Regions from separate parts of the Homo sapiens genome. Here regions 2 and 3 are each linked to region 1. Evidence: chromatin contacts called from ENCODE Hi-C or POLR2A ChIA-PET data. All regions are on one chromosome and are shown on one strand. Each heading gives the region's core, a stretch centred on a gene start or an enhancer-like site at or near the end of the contact. The rest is flanking DNA. Distances are from core to core; before and after follow the strand shown.

Region 1 (4,757 bases), core at 750-3,249:
AAAATAGATTTATGAGAACTGTAGAGAGTGAGTTGAGCATAGTTTGTGATTTTGAGGGCCTGTAAAAGTATTAGGGCAGTGGCAGCCACTGCACGGAGACATGATGGCCAGCCTAAAACAGTAAGTCAAGTTGTTTGGACAAAAAGGCTACAGGGTGCGGTCCTGGTCCTTGTGTAAGAATTCTGACTGTACAGCCCTGCACTTCGGCTGTGTGTAATGAAAAGGGTCGGGATGAGTCATGGAGAGCTAGTGTGGGAGCTGTGTTTTAAGGAATGGAAAGGGGAGAGGAGAAAGGATTTAGGATCTATGGGGTCAGCTAGGTTTATCTAGAACAGAATAATGGGTTGTGGAGGGAGGTATTGAGGATAGGAGAGTATATGGGTTTGGCACCACAGGGTGGATAGGCAAAACAATTTGGTCGATATGGCGCAGATCCTGAACTAACCTGTAAGGCTTATCTGGTTTTTGGACAGGTAAAATGGGGGAATTGTAAGGAGAGTTTATAGGCTTTAAAAGGCCATGCTGTAACAGGTGAGTGATAACAGGATTTAATCCTTTTAAAGCATGCTGTGGGATGGGATACTGGCATTGAGCGGGGTAAGGGTGATTAGGTTTTAATGGGATAGTAATGGGCGTGGATAGTTCACCAGGGAGGGAGTAGAGGTGTCCCATACCTGTGGATTAAGGTGAGGAGATAAAAGAGAAGGACGTGAAGGAGGCTTTGAACTGGGGAAAAGGGCAGCAACGAAATGTGGCTGTAGCCTAGGATTAGTCAGGGAAGCAGATAATTTAGTTAAAATGTCTCGACCTAATAAGGGAGCTGGGCAGGTGGGGATAACTAAAAAGGAGTGCATAAAAGAATATTGTCCAAGTTGGCACCAGAGTTGGGGAGTTTTAAGAGGTTTAGAAGCCTGGCCATGAATACCCACAACAGTTATGGAGGCAAAGGAAATAGGCCTTTGAAAAGAAGGTAATGTGGAGTTGGTAGCCTCCATATTGATTAAGAAGGGTGACTTACCCTCCACTGTAAGAGTTACCCAAAGTGTCCGTGATGGCCCGGGAGGCTTCGAAGGTGATCAGACAGCATCAGTCTTCAGCCGCTAAGCTGAGAAGATCTGGGAAGGAGTCAGTCAGAGAGTCTTGGGCCAGAGATCCCAGAGCTCTGGGAGTGACTGCGAGGCGAGTGGGACAGTCTGATTTTCAGTGGGGTCCTGCACAGATGGGACACGGCTTAGGAGGAATCCCGGGCTGTGGGCATTTCTTGGCCCAGTGGCCAGATTTCTGGCACTTGAAGCAAGATCCTGATGAAGAAGGTCCTGTAGGAATGCTTGACCACTGCGGTTTAGGCATGTGCGGCTTAGGCATTTTGAAGTTCTCGTGTGCTGGAGGTGCAGCTGGGTTTTGTCTCACAGCAGAGGCAAGTAATTGTAACTTTTCTCTATTATTGTACACCTTGAAGGCAAGGTTAATTAAGTCCTGTTGTGGGGTGACGTGCACCTGTAATCCCAGCTATTCAGGAGGCTGAGGCAGGAGAATAGCTTGAACCAGGGAGGTGGAGGTTGCAGTGAGCCGGGATCACGCTACTGCACTCCAGCCTGGGCGACAGAGTGAGACTCCATCTCAAAAAAAAAAAAAAATTATTCTTTGTTCATTTCCTGACCCATGATAACCGAACCCCTGGTATTTTTCGCGTGGGTCCTGTCCACCTGATGGTAGTCAGGACTGTCCCTTACCGGGATTTTCTTAAAATTGATGAGCTCTCCTCCTTTCACGCATAACTTCAAGGCGATCACGTCGGGTGCACCACTTGCAGAGTTTATAGCTTGCAGTGAACGCCAAGAATGAGTTCTTAGACAATTCCAGCTGAGTGGGGCCGGGGGAATGGGGGGGGCATTTCTTCTAAGAGAACCCGCCCCAGCATCCGTCTGCCAAGTATTTATTGAAAGTGCTTGTTAAACCACAAACATCCACTAGATGGCTTTTTGAGGTCGGGTCGTGAGACACCTGCGGCCTCGTAAAAGCACTCAAACCGCATTCTCAGGAGGCTGTTTTCAGCGTTCCTTATCACACCACACACTCCACTCCCTGTCCTGTTTTCAGGGTCAAGGAATTTCATTCTCACGCACAAATAACATACACACAGTGCCTCAGTATTCTTCCATGCCCCGACCTCAGATGCCATGTACATAAGCTTGAATATGTTGCTGTGCACCCCCCACACTCAAGTGTCCCCACCCCTTTAAATATGTTGTGTGGGGCTAGTTCTTCCATTGCCCATGAAAGATAACTCAGGCAGGCCACAGAGCATACCTGCTCAATCCTTGGAACAAAAAAAAAAATCCTCCAAGCATCATTCTGAATTACGTTTTTTCTCTCGGCCAGCTCCGACTGAGTGGTTTGACATGGGAAGCTGCCAGTGTGAAACTGGCAGAGTGGCTGGCTTCCTCAAGAATTTCTTTCTTGCCTTCCTGTGTCTGACTCTCCACCCTCTCCCTCACAGCCAGAAGCAGAGGAGGTGAGGGGGACAAAATGCTTTACCTGACGGCCATACACTGGAAGTGGTTTTGGTTTCCTCTGGCTGTGGTGGATGTTCAAATTGACTTTTGCTCTTGTGCGATGTTTGTGTGTCTTTTATAAACTCCCAGTAGCTGAATATCTCTCACTTATACTCTGTAGCCCAAACTTTGAATTATATTATTTTATTTTTTAACTTTTACTTTAGGTTCAGGGGTACATGTGTAGGTTCCTTATATAGGTAAAGTGTGTGTCATGGGGCTTTGGTGTACAGGTAATTTAATCACCCAAGTAACAAGCATAGTACCTGATAGGTCCCACCTTGAATTTGTCTAGGTGTTAGATTGGCTGCAGTTCTCTACCACTTCCTGTTATCTGAGGCCTTTACAGTGTGCCTTGGTGGCTAGTCACTCTCACCAAAAGGTAGAGTTTAGGAGGGCATGGTGGCTCCCACCTGGAATCCCAGCTACTTGGGAGGCTGAGACAAAAGGATCACTTGAACCCAGGAGGTCGAGGCTGCAGTGAACCATCCATGTTCATGCCACTGCACTCTAGCCTGGGCAACAGAGAAAGATCCTGTCTCAAAACAAACAAAAAAACATGGCAAAACCCTGTCTCTACTAAAAATACAGAAATCAGCCGGTGGTGGCATGCACCTGTAATCACAGCTATTGGCTGAGGCATGAGAATGGCTTGAACCTAGGAGGTGGAGGTTGCATTGAGCCGAGATCATGCCACTGCACTCCAGGCTGAGCGATGGAGAGAGACTCTGTCTCAAAAAAAAAAAAAAAAAAAAAGTTTGATAACACACTCAGCTGATGGGGTGGGGAAAGGAAACTGGTACTGTCACACATTGCCGACAGGAAGGAAGGTACACTGGTGCGGCTTCTACAGAAAGCATTTTAAAAATATCTACCCAAATCAAGTATTTACGTATTCTTTGACCTAGCAATTCTACTTCAAAGAACATACATTTACACTAGACATTTTTTTTTTGAGATGGAGTCTTGCTCTAGAGTGCGGTGGCACAATCTCAGCTCACTACAACCTCCGCCTCTGCCTCCCAGGTTCAAGCAGTCTTCCTGCCTCAGTCAGCCTCCTGAGTAGCTGGGATTACAGGTGCGCACCACCACGCACAGCTAATTTTTGTATTTTTTGTAGACAGGGTTTTACCATGTTAGCCCGGCAAGTCTTAAACTCCTGACCTCAAGTGATCCACCTGCCTTGGCCTCCCAAAGTGCTGGGATTATAGGTGTGAACCACCACGCCTGGCCTACACTGGACATTTTTGAGAGTCAAGGGAGCACTATAACAAACAAGGGGTCGGGTGCGGTGGCTCACTCCTATAATCCCAGCACTTTGGGAGGCCAAGGTAGGTGGATCACTTGAGCCCAAGAATTTGAGACTACTCTGGGTAACATATTGAGAGAACTCATCTCCATTAAATTAAATTTAAAAAAAAAAAAAAAAAAAGAGGCTGGGCGTGGTGGCTCAAGCCTGTAATCTCAGCACTTTGGGAGGCCAAGTCAGAAGGATCATGAGGTCAGGAGTTCGAGACCAGCCTGGCCAATATGGTGAAACCCCATCTCTACTAAAAATACAAAAATTAGCCAGGCATGGTGGTGTGCGCCTGTAGTCCAAGTTACTTGGGAGGCTGAGGCAGAAGAAAAACTTAAACCTGTGAGGTGAAGGTTGCAGTGAGCCGAGATTGGGCCACTGCACTCCAGCCTGGGCAACAGAACAAGACTCCGACTCCGAAAAAAAAAAAGAAGGAAGCACCTCTCTGTTTGATTTCAAGGTATTAAGTGAGGAAAAGCAAGGAAAAGAGTAGTGATCATGTATTTATATGTATGTATACATTTATACATATACACTTATATATATTAATACATGCTTATATATATAGACTCTATCTCTGCAAGTGCAGCAGATGTAGGTTGGTGGGAGGCTGACACGTGTACAATTTTGGATACCTGTTTTAAGAGAAAGAATACCAAAAGTATCCCAGCACTTTGGGAGGCCGAGGTGGGCAGATCACCTGAAGTCAGGAGTTTGAGACCAGCTTGGCCAACATGGCCAAACCCCATCTTTACTAAAAAAAAATATAAAAATTAGCCAGGCACGGTGGTGAGTGCCTATAATCCCAGTTACTCAGGAGGCTGAGGCAGGAGAATCGCTTGAACCCAGGAGGCGGAGGTTGCAGTGAGCTGAGATCACGCCACTGCACTCCAGCCAGGGCAACA
Region 2 (4,757 bases), core at 973-3,472, 96 kb after region 1:
TGGATTGAGAGAATACCAGAAAAGAGGGTTTGATGATAAGGATGGCTATACCTTGGGGAGAACTTAGTGGAGTTGAAGATCAGCCAGATCCCTCTCTGACACTGTTTCCTCCTGCTATTAGCCCGGGTAACTCAGCTGATCCGTGGCTTTGGTAGTTCCTGGAAATCATCAGTGGAATCTCTGAGTCAGGATGTAATGCGGAGTTTCACCAACTTCAGAAATGGCACCAGTATCATTCAGGTGACCTGCAAGTCCCAGGCCCCACTCAGATCCCCCATCATTAATTATTTTCCCCATCTTTTTGCTGGGCTCAGCATCATCTAAGTGACCCTTGGTCTTCAGTTACTAGCTGTGCCCAAAGTTCTGTATGAGCCCTAACCTGATTCTTTTTTTTTTGTTTGTTTTGTTTTTTTTTTGAGACAGAGTCTAGCTCTGTTGTCCAGGCTGGAGTGCAGTGGCACAGTCTCGGCTCACTGCAACCTCTGCCTCCCAGGTTCAAGTGATTTTCCTGCCTCAGCCTCCCAAGTAGCTGGGATTACAGGTGCCTGCCACCACAACCAGCTAATTTTCGTATTTGTAGTAGAGATGGGGTTTCACTGTGTTGGCCAGGCTGGTCTCGAATTCCTGACCTCGTGATCTGCCCGCCATGGCCTCCCACAGTGCTGGGATTACAAGTGTGAGCCACTGCGCCTGGCCGCCTAACCTGATTCTTAATCATCACTATTAGCACCATTTTACGGTTTGATCCCTCAATGACTTTCTTTGACCAGGGAGCGCTGACCCAGCTGATCCAGCTCTATCATCGCTTCCACCGGGTGCTGTCCCAGCCGCAGCTCCGAGCCCTCCCTGCCCGGGCTGAGCTCATCAACATTCACCACCTTATGGTGGAGCTCAAGAAGCATAAGCCCAACTTCTGATGTGCCAGAAACCGCCCTGAGATCTGCCGGTCATCTCCATGGACTTCTGCACCCCATTCCATACCCTTCTTCACCTGGGGTACCCCTTCCAGTTTTCCCCTTGCTTCCCAGGCCCTTGACATGGCTTACCTGCCTTCACTCCCAGCACCTTGCCCAACAGGATAAGCTGGATCCCCTTGGCCTTCTGAATATCCCAGTGTCTTCAGGTTTCCCAAGACCACTTCCCTGTGGGCTTCCAAAATGGCCTTTATCATTTCTCCAGTCTGTCACCCTCCTTTCCTGCTCCCATACACCCAAGGCTTGTTTCTTCCCCTGTAAAAACCACTGCCTCAATCTCTGGTTCACTCAACTAGTCACCATGTCCTGAGGCATGAAGCCTCCTCAGCTCTTGGAATTGCTGGCAAGGGGTGACTGCCTCTGAGTCATTGTGTTTTTCAAAGTGATTTCTTTTCTGTAGCTTTTTGACCTAAGATCTCAGCAATTTGAACACTAACCTCTCCCCTCCTGGCTCAAGAATTACTCCGAAGTCAGTCTGCAGAAAATAAATATTTAGTATGACATGACACTTATCCCATTTCCTTTCTCCTTCCTCCTGAAGGTTTTTCAGGTGGCCCCATCTCTAGAATGACCTTTCCTTTCTGACTACTTCCTGGGCTTACATCCCTTCTGGTGGGTGTAACCTCTAACCTCTAGCTACTCCCAGGCCATTGGAGGAAGGTGGCCCCTGGCTAAAATAGCAGATGCTGCAAGGGATGAGAACCAGGCCGCGCAGCCCCAGACACTGTCCCAAGGGCTCCCTTGGGACAAGCCCAAGCTGACTCTGGAATCCCTCCTCCGTAGCAGCTCCATAGCTCCTCTGGTTGTGGCTGTGACAGCCCCTTGCTCGGGGGCTGCAGCACCCAACCCACACCCACACCGTTGGGGCAGGGCTAGACCAGGCGAAATTCGTACCATCCGTTTGTTTGACTTGGAGCCTTCCTGCTGTCCTCGCCTATACGCCTCGTTTGAACTTAGGCTCTAGACTGGAGAGACACGGGGACCCCTTTAAGGCCTAAGAAGAGAGGCGCAGTTAAGGAAAAATGTTACGTTTCCTGTGTCCTCCACCCCTACGGCCTAAACATTCCCTCCCCAGGTCCCTGGAGAGTGGTGGAAAGCGGTTCCTCCCCGCTTAGGCCCTTCGGATGCAGGTCTAGCCCGTCGGCAACGGGAGGTGTCCTGAGTGGGTCTGTGACTGCCGAGCACACCCGCCGCGGAGCGGAGGCTGCTGCTTCCTGAGGCTGAGAGTGGATCCGGCTCCGGGCTCTCCTAATTGGCGGACGCTGGGGGGCGGCGTGGTAAGGCAGAACGGAGCGGCATCTCAGCTCTCGCCTTTTCAGGGTTCCGCCCCATATCCGAGAGCCGCTCTCTAATTGGCTTGGGAAACCGTATCTCAGCGCTTTGGCCTAGCGACTTTGAACGTGTTTGCGCCTGAGACCGAAGTGCAGAAGAGGGCGAGCGCAGGAGGAGAGGCTTGGTGAATCAGCGATTCCTGATTGGCCAGGCGTGCCTTGAGGGCGGGGCCAGAACTGCGTCCTTAACTGACCTCGCCCTTGCCCAGATCACCGCCTCCGCGTTGCTCCGGGTTTACCCCGCCTGACTCGCTGCGCTATGCGTTCCCTCACGCCTGCCGGATGCCAGGCGGCGATGTGCCAGGCTCTGAGGGGCCGCGAGCTCACCCCAGACGCCGGCCCCGGGAATCCTCTGCTCCTCCACTTTCCCTTCCCGCTACTGGTTTCTTGCCCACCCACTCCCAGGTGTCACTCTTGGGACATCCAGATGTTCTGACATTTGACCTGACTCCAGCCTCAGCGCGAGGACGGGAGAAGGGCCAAGGGTATGAGATTTTGGACAGGAGAGGCATTGGCTACTCTGACAAAGAGCGTGGATTCCCAAAGAAAGGGTCCCCAGATACCCCGCAGGGGAGACTGTCGAGACAGGCGACTTTAGCCAACTAATGCTCGCACGCGAGGAGGGCTGTGCAGGCAGGCACCACGGTTCTTCACAGCCTTCCTTCTTTCCTTCCCCTGTCCGTCGCAGAACCCAAATCCTCAGAGCTGATCGAGAAGCGCGTGTTGTTGCAGAAGTCACTGAGGGGCAGACCTGGAATGTGAGCCGTGGGGCGAAGGGACAGCTCTGGAGACTCGTGATTCCGGAACCCGGTGGGCATTCAAGTGATACTGGAGCACGCAGTTTTCGGGGACATTAAGCTCGCCCCAGGGGTCCACAGGAACCCTCTGACCCAACGGTCTCTCTGGACAGGATGATCCAGAACAGACGGTGAAGAGACAAAACAGCGTGAAAGGGAGCGGCGATACCTAAACTGACCTCCGGAGGGCAGCATGATCAAGGGAAGGAGCTGTTCTCGCTCCGCTCAAACCCCCGCGCAGCCTCTGCAGCTTACTCCTGCTTCGGAAGGCGGCGAGGTTCCACCCCCACCACCCCGGTCCCCGCCGCCCTCTTCGCGCTGAAGCTGCGGAGGGTCTTTTTCTTCAGCCCCCAAATCCTCTGCTCTGTGGCTTAAGATTCCCAGGCTTAAACCCATAACTGCTAGGGTCATCACTCCTCAAACTTCTCCCTCACTTGTTTTGCTGATGACGGACACAGGGGCCTCACAGACTCAGAAGCATCTGGAGTCATTTCGAAGGACAGAACTGTGGCAATATCCTCTTTCCCCCTCCTAATCTCTGAGAACAGTGTCTGTATATGGCACGGGGGTCCCTAGTGTCATATAGAAGGACTCGGAGATGTCCTCATGGGCTGTAACGGCCCCCGGTGCTATTCAGGGATCTCTGTTCTTTAAAGAAATATCATTTCCCCTTATTTCTCTACCTTTGTGCCCTCACCTCGCCCTGAATTGTTTCTTAAACTGGGCTTTCTGGGAAACGTTTACTTCGTGTTCAACAGCAAAGTCTCGGCATAAGGCGAGGGCGGCAGGGGGTGGGGGGCGGGCGTTTGCTCGCCTTGGCATTAATTTCAGAGCTGCTGAACGTGGACAAAAGAGAGGGAACATCCTCCTTTCTTCCATTCCTGTAAATATGGACCCACCCACCCTCCACTTAAGATGGGTGGCTTTTCTGATTTTAAGATATCAAGCAGCCTGGCGAGGTGGCTGACACCTGGGATCCCAGAACTTTGGGAAGCCGAGGCGGGAAGATCCCTTAAGGCCAGGAGTTCTAGACCAGCCTGGCCAATATGGCGAAAACCCATCTCTACTAAAAATACAAAAATTAGCCTGGCGTGGTGGTGCCTGCCTATAATCCCAGCTACTAGGGTGGCTGAGTCAGGAGAGTCGCTTGAACCTGGGAGGCGGAGGTTGTAATGAGCCGAGATGGCCACTGCACTCCAGCCTGGGTGACAGTGAGACTCTGTCTCAAAAATAATAATAATAATAATAATAAAAAGATATAAATTGGCTGGGCTTTAAAATAAAGTAGTCAGAGGCCCAGGGTGGTGACTCATGCCTGTAATCCTTTTGGAAGGCAGAGGCCAGAGGATCTTGAGCACAGGAGTTTGAGACTAGCCTGGGCAACATAGGGAGACCCATCTCTACCAAAAAAAAAAAAAAAAAAAAGCAAAAAGCCAAGCATGGTGGCCCATGCCTGTGGTCCCAGCTAGTTGTGAGGCTGAGGCAGGAGGATTGCTTGAGAACAGGAGTTAGAGATTGCAGTGAGCTATGATTGCACTACTGCACTCCAGCCTGGGTGACAGAGTGAGACCCTATCTCTTTTTAAAAAATTAAAAAACAAAGTAGATTTAGTGTGAAGATTCAAGGAAAGAAAGAGAAAGCAAGACAAAACTTTA
Region 3 (4,757 bases), core at 1,311-3,810, 68 kb after region 1:
GCCAGCAGGTGGGTGCTGCCAGTTCCCTGACTCCGAGGCTGTAACAGATATCACTCCTGTCCCCTCCCTCAGGGCTATGACCCGCAGGCTAAGGCTCCCTTCCAGCCAAAGCCAAAGCAGAAGGGCCGCAGCTCCACGGCAAGCCTGGTGAAGAGGAAGAGGAAGGTCATGGATGAGGAACACAGGGTAAATGAGCATTGGCATGGGCCGGGCCTTCCACAGGCTGCACCCTCCTGCTTGTGCCTCTGCCCTTGTCAGCCTGCCACTTCTCACTCTGTGCCTGTGTCCTCCCCGTCTCCGGTCCCCAGGACAAGGTCCGGCAGAGCCTTCAGCAGCAGCATCATAAGGAGGCGAAGGCCAAGCCCACGGGGGCCCGGCCATCTGCCCTGGACAGATTTGTGCGCTGAGCCAGACTCCAGGGTTGCCTGGGAACAGTCTCTCCCCAAGATCACCTGTAGGGAAATGAGTGTTCCCTGGAACAAGGAGGTGGGGGCAGTGTGGCCCCTTCCCCAACTGGGGGTGGACAGCTGTCTCCTGGGGTGGGTTGGTATTAAAGAGGAAAGCGATTTTTTGGATAATGTGTCTGGATCATCTTGTGGACCTGTTCCCCTCCCCCTTGCCAAGCATGAGGCCATTCTAGGATCGGAGGGGTCAGTGTCCTGCCTCTACCCCCACCCCATACCTTGTGGCTGCTGTGGCCTTAGCTTTGCCTTTTAGGGGCCTTCCTCCTCAGAGAGGCTGTCCTCTCTCCCATGTCCCTGGAGATGTCCTTCCCATGCAGCAGGGTCTGGCAGCCTCTGGGCTCTCCAGGTTTGTGGTGTTCTGGGGGTCCTGGTGAAGACCACACTGCACTCGAAGAAGTGGAGACAAGTTTATTGAGGAGCTTGACACCCCTCTTCTGCCCTAGCTTGAGAGAACAACTGCAGCATTTTTTTCTTTTTCTCTTCCCGATGACCATCTTTTGGGCTGGCGGGCCAGGCCCCTGGGTGTCTCCCATATCGCTGTCTTTAGTGAGACTGAGGATCTGGTATAAGGAAACAGATCAGCTGCAGCCAGTGAGGGCCCCTGCGTTGGGCCTGGGAGAGAGAAGGTCCTGTTCCTGCCTTTCCTGTGGCCCCAGGCACTCTCAGCTCTGAAGCCAGGCTATTGCTCGACACCGCAGGATGCCCAGGACTCCCTGGAACCAGGAGCAAAAGGGCGCAGTCCTTTCCCCGTCAGAGCCACCCACCAGCTTCCAGGCTTCCTGCATCTTCCAGGGGTCCAGCCTGTGGGACGTCAGCAGGAATTTCCCATAGCAGCACCGGTCTAGCGGGTAGTGGGTGGCACCAGCCAGCTTGACACACTGTGTTGGGGCGAGGCCTCCTCGTCGGGCACTTACCCCCACAAAGACATCCTCTAATGGGAGAAGGGGTGCCCGGCTGGCCACCTTGAGAATGAGCTGCACAGCAGACGCTGACAGCACATACCCCGTGCCTGAGGCATAGGGTGGAAAGGGGCCCCAGGTGTGAGGCCACTGCTCCTCTGATACGCGGTGCCTGCCCCCCGGTGTCCGAGAGGGGTTCACGCGCCAGTGCACCCGGCCCAAGTACAGAAGAGGCACTTCCTCGCTGTGCAAAACCTGGCCTCCTTCCTGCTCAGCCTCTCTCTGGGGTTCCGTGCTTCTCTCCCATTGCCCCCAACGGCCCCCTCGCAAGACCAGCTCTGATACCAGTTCAGGGACGTTGACATACACATCATCGTCCGTCTTGAGGACGTATCGGGCCATGGGGCAGTGTTTCTCAGCCCAGTTCAGCCCGCTGAGGGTCTTTAGGGTGAGGTTGCGGTAGGAGTCCTGGAAGGCGGCCTGCAAGATATCCCCCTGGGCTGCTGACTCCGAGGCCAGGTCACTCCCCTGGGAACCCCACACGGGGTGCTGTGCGTTCGGCTCTCCCAGCAAGAATAGCGTCTGTACCCTGAGCCCCCGGGCCTCGCGCAGCCCGCCCCACGAAGCCCGAATGGCGTTTCTCTGGTTCAGGTTCTCCGGAGCCGTGCACACCAGGATGAGCAGGAAGGGAGGGGCCCCGGGACCACTGCAAGCTTCCTGGTTGGGGATCAAGAGGCGGGGCAGGGCCAGGGGCGGCCCCGGTGAGGCGGGGGCTGGGAGCAGGGAGGCTAGTGAGAGGCTCAGCAGCTCCTCCCCCAACCCCGAAGGCCCGAAGAGGGTCCAGACGATCACCAGCAGCAAAGCGGCGAGAAGGAGGCGCCGGAAGAGCCTGAGCTGCATGGTGCGGCGTACTCCGAGGGGATCCGTAAGAGCGAAGGGCGGAGACTAGCTCCCCGGGCCTGGGTCACGGCCGGGGACTTAACCGACCACGCCCGGGATGCGGAGGTCTGAGCGCGCGACCGGGACCAGCGCACCCTGGGGGGCGGGGAGAGGCGGTGCAGCTGCGGACCGCGGTCGAGGCATGCTGCGGGGGTGGCTACCTTGTCGCCGCGGCCTCGCCGCCAGCAAGCTCCGCTCCATGGCTGGCCGACTGCGGCACTCACGGCCCCTCCCCCGCCTCGCCCCGGCGGCCGGTCTGCCGCCCGCTTCCGCGTTGCGCGCTCCCATCCCCGCCGGAAGCGGCGTCGGAGCAGCGCGGCAGGGCGCGGAAACCCGGGCGGGTGGAGTGGCACCAAACGGAGTGAGACCGGTCTGTCCAGCCGCTCCCCATCCCAACCCACCGACGTACTCCACCAGGGAGACCACACCCTTCATAACCAACGTCCGCGTTTTTGCCTTTGTTGCTTCGGTCACAGCCCGAAGGATTTTCCCTTATGACTAGATGACCCCTTAAAAGAAAACAAAAACAAAAACAAAAAAACCCAGAGTGACCAAGACCTGCAAACTCACCTTAACTGCAACTGGCTAGGCTCAGCTAACCCACTCCACAATGATGCTGCACACCAACCCCAGGGTGTTGGTCTCTAAACTGGTCTGGGTCAGCCCCTCAAGGCTGAACTGTTTTACCCTCACATTTCTCTTTACAGAGAGGGACATCACTAGCTACATATAGGGAGACTGGGGGGTCTGCAGCATCACCACTGCTAAAACTAATAGCACTGTGTGGGCAACTGAGTAGGGCAGCTCTAAATGGAAAAAGGACCCAGCACTTTAACATTCCCTATTAGAATGGACAGAAAGGACAGGAAGCCATAGGTATATAAACTATTTATTAACAGACAAGGCCTACAGACTTATTTCTTCTTGGACACACCCACGGTGCGGCCACGGCGGCCAGTGGTCTTGGTGTGCTGGCCTCGGACACGAAGGCTGCAGGTAAAAAGAGAAGAGTCACAGGTCATGCACAGCAGAAACAAAAGGTTGGGGAAAAAGAAGAGCGAGTAGGAGGAATGCTGAGTCGAGGTAGGCAGGGAGATGAGACCCCCCACTCACCCCCAGAAGTGACGCAGCCCTCTATGGGCCCGAATCTTCTTCAGTCGCTCCAGGTCTTCACGGAGCTTGTTGTCCAGACCATTGGCTAGGACCTGGATTCAGAGGAGGGGGCAAGGGATGTTTTATCCCCTGACCTCCTATGCCCAATTCTGTTAGGACCCTCCACCCTTCCTCTAATCCTGCCCTCATTTCAGTACACACCTGGCTGTATTTTCCATCCTTTACATCCTTCTGTCTGTTCAAGAACCAGTCTGGGATCTTGTACTGGCGTGGATTCTGCATAATGGTGATCACACGTTCCACCTGGCAGGCAGACCAAGGTCAGATCTAGATGGACCCCTTTCTGAGGCTGACCCCACCCCCAGCCCCCTTCCTTGTCCTCACCTCATCCTCAGTGAGTTCTCCCGCCCTCTTGGTGAGGTCAATGTCTGCTTTCCTCAACACCACATGAGCATATCTTCGGCCCACACCCTGAATGAAGTGAGGGGTTTCGGAATTAGTGTTGAATCTGATTTTTAAATTCCTTTATAGCCTCATTCAAAAAGCTCACAAAGGTAGGATCTGCAATAATCTATTTTGCAATCCCCTAGGTCACCCTTTCCTCACCCACCTTTCCAGATATAAACCGTTCGACAGAAGGTTAACTTTGGGCCGGTCGCAGTGGCTCACGCCTGTAATCCCAGCACTTTGGGAGGCCCAAGTGGGCAGATGACATTGAGGGCAGGAGTTCAAAACCAGCCTGGCCAACATGGTGAAACCCTGTCTCTACTAAAAATACAAGAAAAGTTGCTGAGCATGGTGGCAGGTGCCTGTAATCCCAGCTACTTGGGAGGCTGCAGCAGAATAGCTTGAACCTAGGAGGTGGAGGTTGCAGCAAGCCAAGATCACGCAACCACACTCTAACCTGGGCGACAGTGAGACCCCGTCTCAAAAAAAGAAAAAAGTAACTTTGTTCAGGGGTATGACTGAATCATGAACACAGAATTTAGTATTACAGACAACCCTTTGAAAGCAGGCAGTATCTTTTTTTTCCCCCATTGCTCAGCATATGTAGTTGTCACTAAGTGCCTTCTGATTCTTGCATTTAGGAGAACAAGGGGCCTGCCACTCCAAGCTGATGCAGTAAACCAGGGTCTTATGAGTTACAGGCTTTGATTAAGGTATTGGGCTGTCAGTTCCTCAGAATCTCTAAGGGTCACAATTATTTAGGCAAATCACTGTATCCCCATAATCAAAGTATTCCAAGATCACAAACTCAATTTTGTCAGTGCCCAGAACTGACTGCCCAAGTTATTATAAAAAGAAACTAATGCTTACATTGGTAGCATCACATCAACACCAG

Evidence for each region. Hi-C counts contacts between places; a loop is a spot of excess contacts on that map. ChIA-PET counts read pairs that join two places held with the same protein, here RNA polymerase II (POLR2A). Pooled maps may share reads with other maps.
Region 2: a loop to region 1 is called in a map of B cell, with 13 times the contacts of the local background. The contact joins the promoter of HCG25 here to the enhancer-like site in region 1. A Hi-C loop is called at or near these places in 5 of 168 maps with a recorded cell type or tissue (B cell, CD4-positive, alpha-beta memory T cell, CD8-positive, alpha-beta T cell and 1 more), 3 of 37 single-sample maps with no recorded cell type and 13 of 50 pooled maps. POLR2A ChIA-PET finds 5 or more read pairs at or near these places in 9 of 52 experiments (CD4-positive, alpha-beta T cell, CD4-positive, alpha-beta memory T cell, Caco-2 and 6 more).
Region 3: a map of B cell shows a loop between it and region 1 (12-fold over the local background). The contact joins the promoter of B3GALT4 here to the enhancer-like site in region 1. A Hi-C loop is called at or near these places in 20 of 168 maps with a recorded cell type or tissue (B cell, CD4-positive, alpha-beta T cell, CD4-positive, alpha-beta memory T cell and 15 more), 35 of 37 single-sample maps with no recorded cell type and 26 of 50 pooled maps. POLR2A ChIA-PET finds 5 or more read pairs at or near these places in 25 of 52 experiments (A673, AG04450, B cell and 21 more).

The regions. Positions count from the first base shown.
Region 1 is chr6:33,342,638-33,347,394 of GRCh38, reverse strand. No RefSeq gene overlaps it. Among named protein-coding and RNA genes, the nearest start is that of SMIM40, 16 kb to the right of the region's middle. RefSeq lists a silencer at 116-316. Within about 2 kb of position 1,999, at least 12 of the 41 ENCODE cell types and tissues checked have a DNase peak (open chromatin) inside an H3K27ac peak, as active enhancers do; they include B cell, CD4-positive, alpha-beta T cell, CD8-positive, alpha-beta T cell and 3 more, where a contact is called at or near this core.
Region 2 is chr6:33,247,001-33,251,757 of GRCh38, reverse strand. HCG25 (HLA complex group 25) reads right to left here and starts at 2,222. Exons shown (of 5, transcript NR_044997.1): 1 at 2,103-2,222; 2 at 1,869-1,968; 3 at 1,047-1,142; 4 at 52-245. It overlaps VPS52 (VPS52 subunit of GARP complex), which reads left to right. Exons shown (of 20, transcript NM_022553.6): 19 at 122-240; 20 at 771-1,480. The coding sequence ends at 917.
Region 3 is chr6:33,274,926-33,279,682 of GRCh38, reverse strand. B3GALT4 (beta-1,3-galactosyltransferase 4) reads right to left here and starts at 2,560. Exons shown (of 1, transcript NM_003782.4): 1 at 858-2,560. The coding sequence starts at 2,263. The coding sequence ends at 1,127. It overlaps RPS18 (ribosomal protein S18), which reads right to left. Exons shown (of 6, transcript NM_022551.3): 3 at 3,800-3,886; 4 at 3,617-3,718; 5 at 3,416-3,507; 6 at 3,172-3,292. The coding sequence ends at 3,217. It overlaps WDR46 (WD repeat domain 46), which reads left to right. Exons shown (of 15, transcript NM_005452.6): 14 at 73-186; 15 at 309-575. The coding sequence ends at 407. RefSeq lists enhancers at 964-1,695, 2,430-3,162.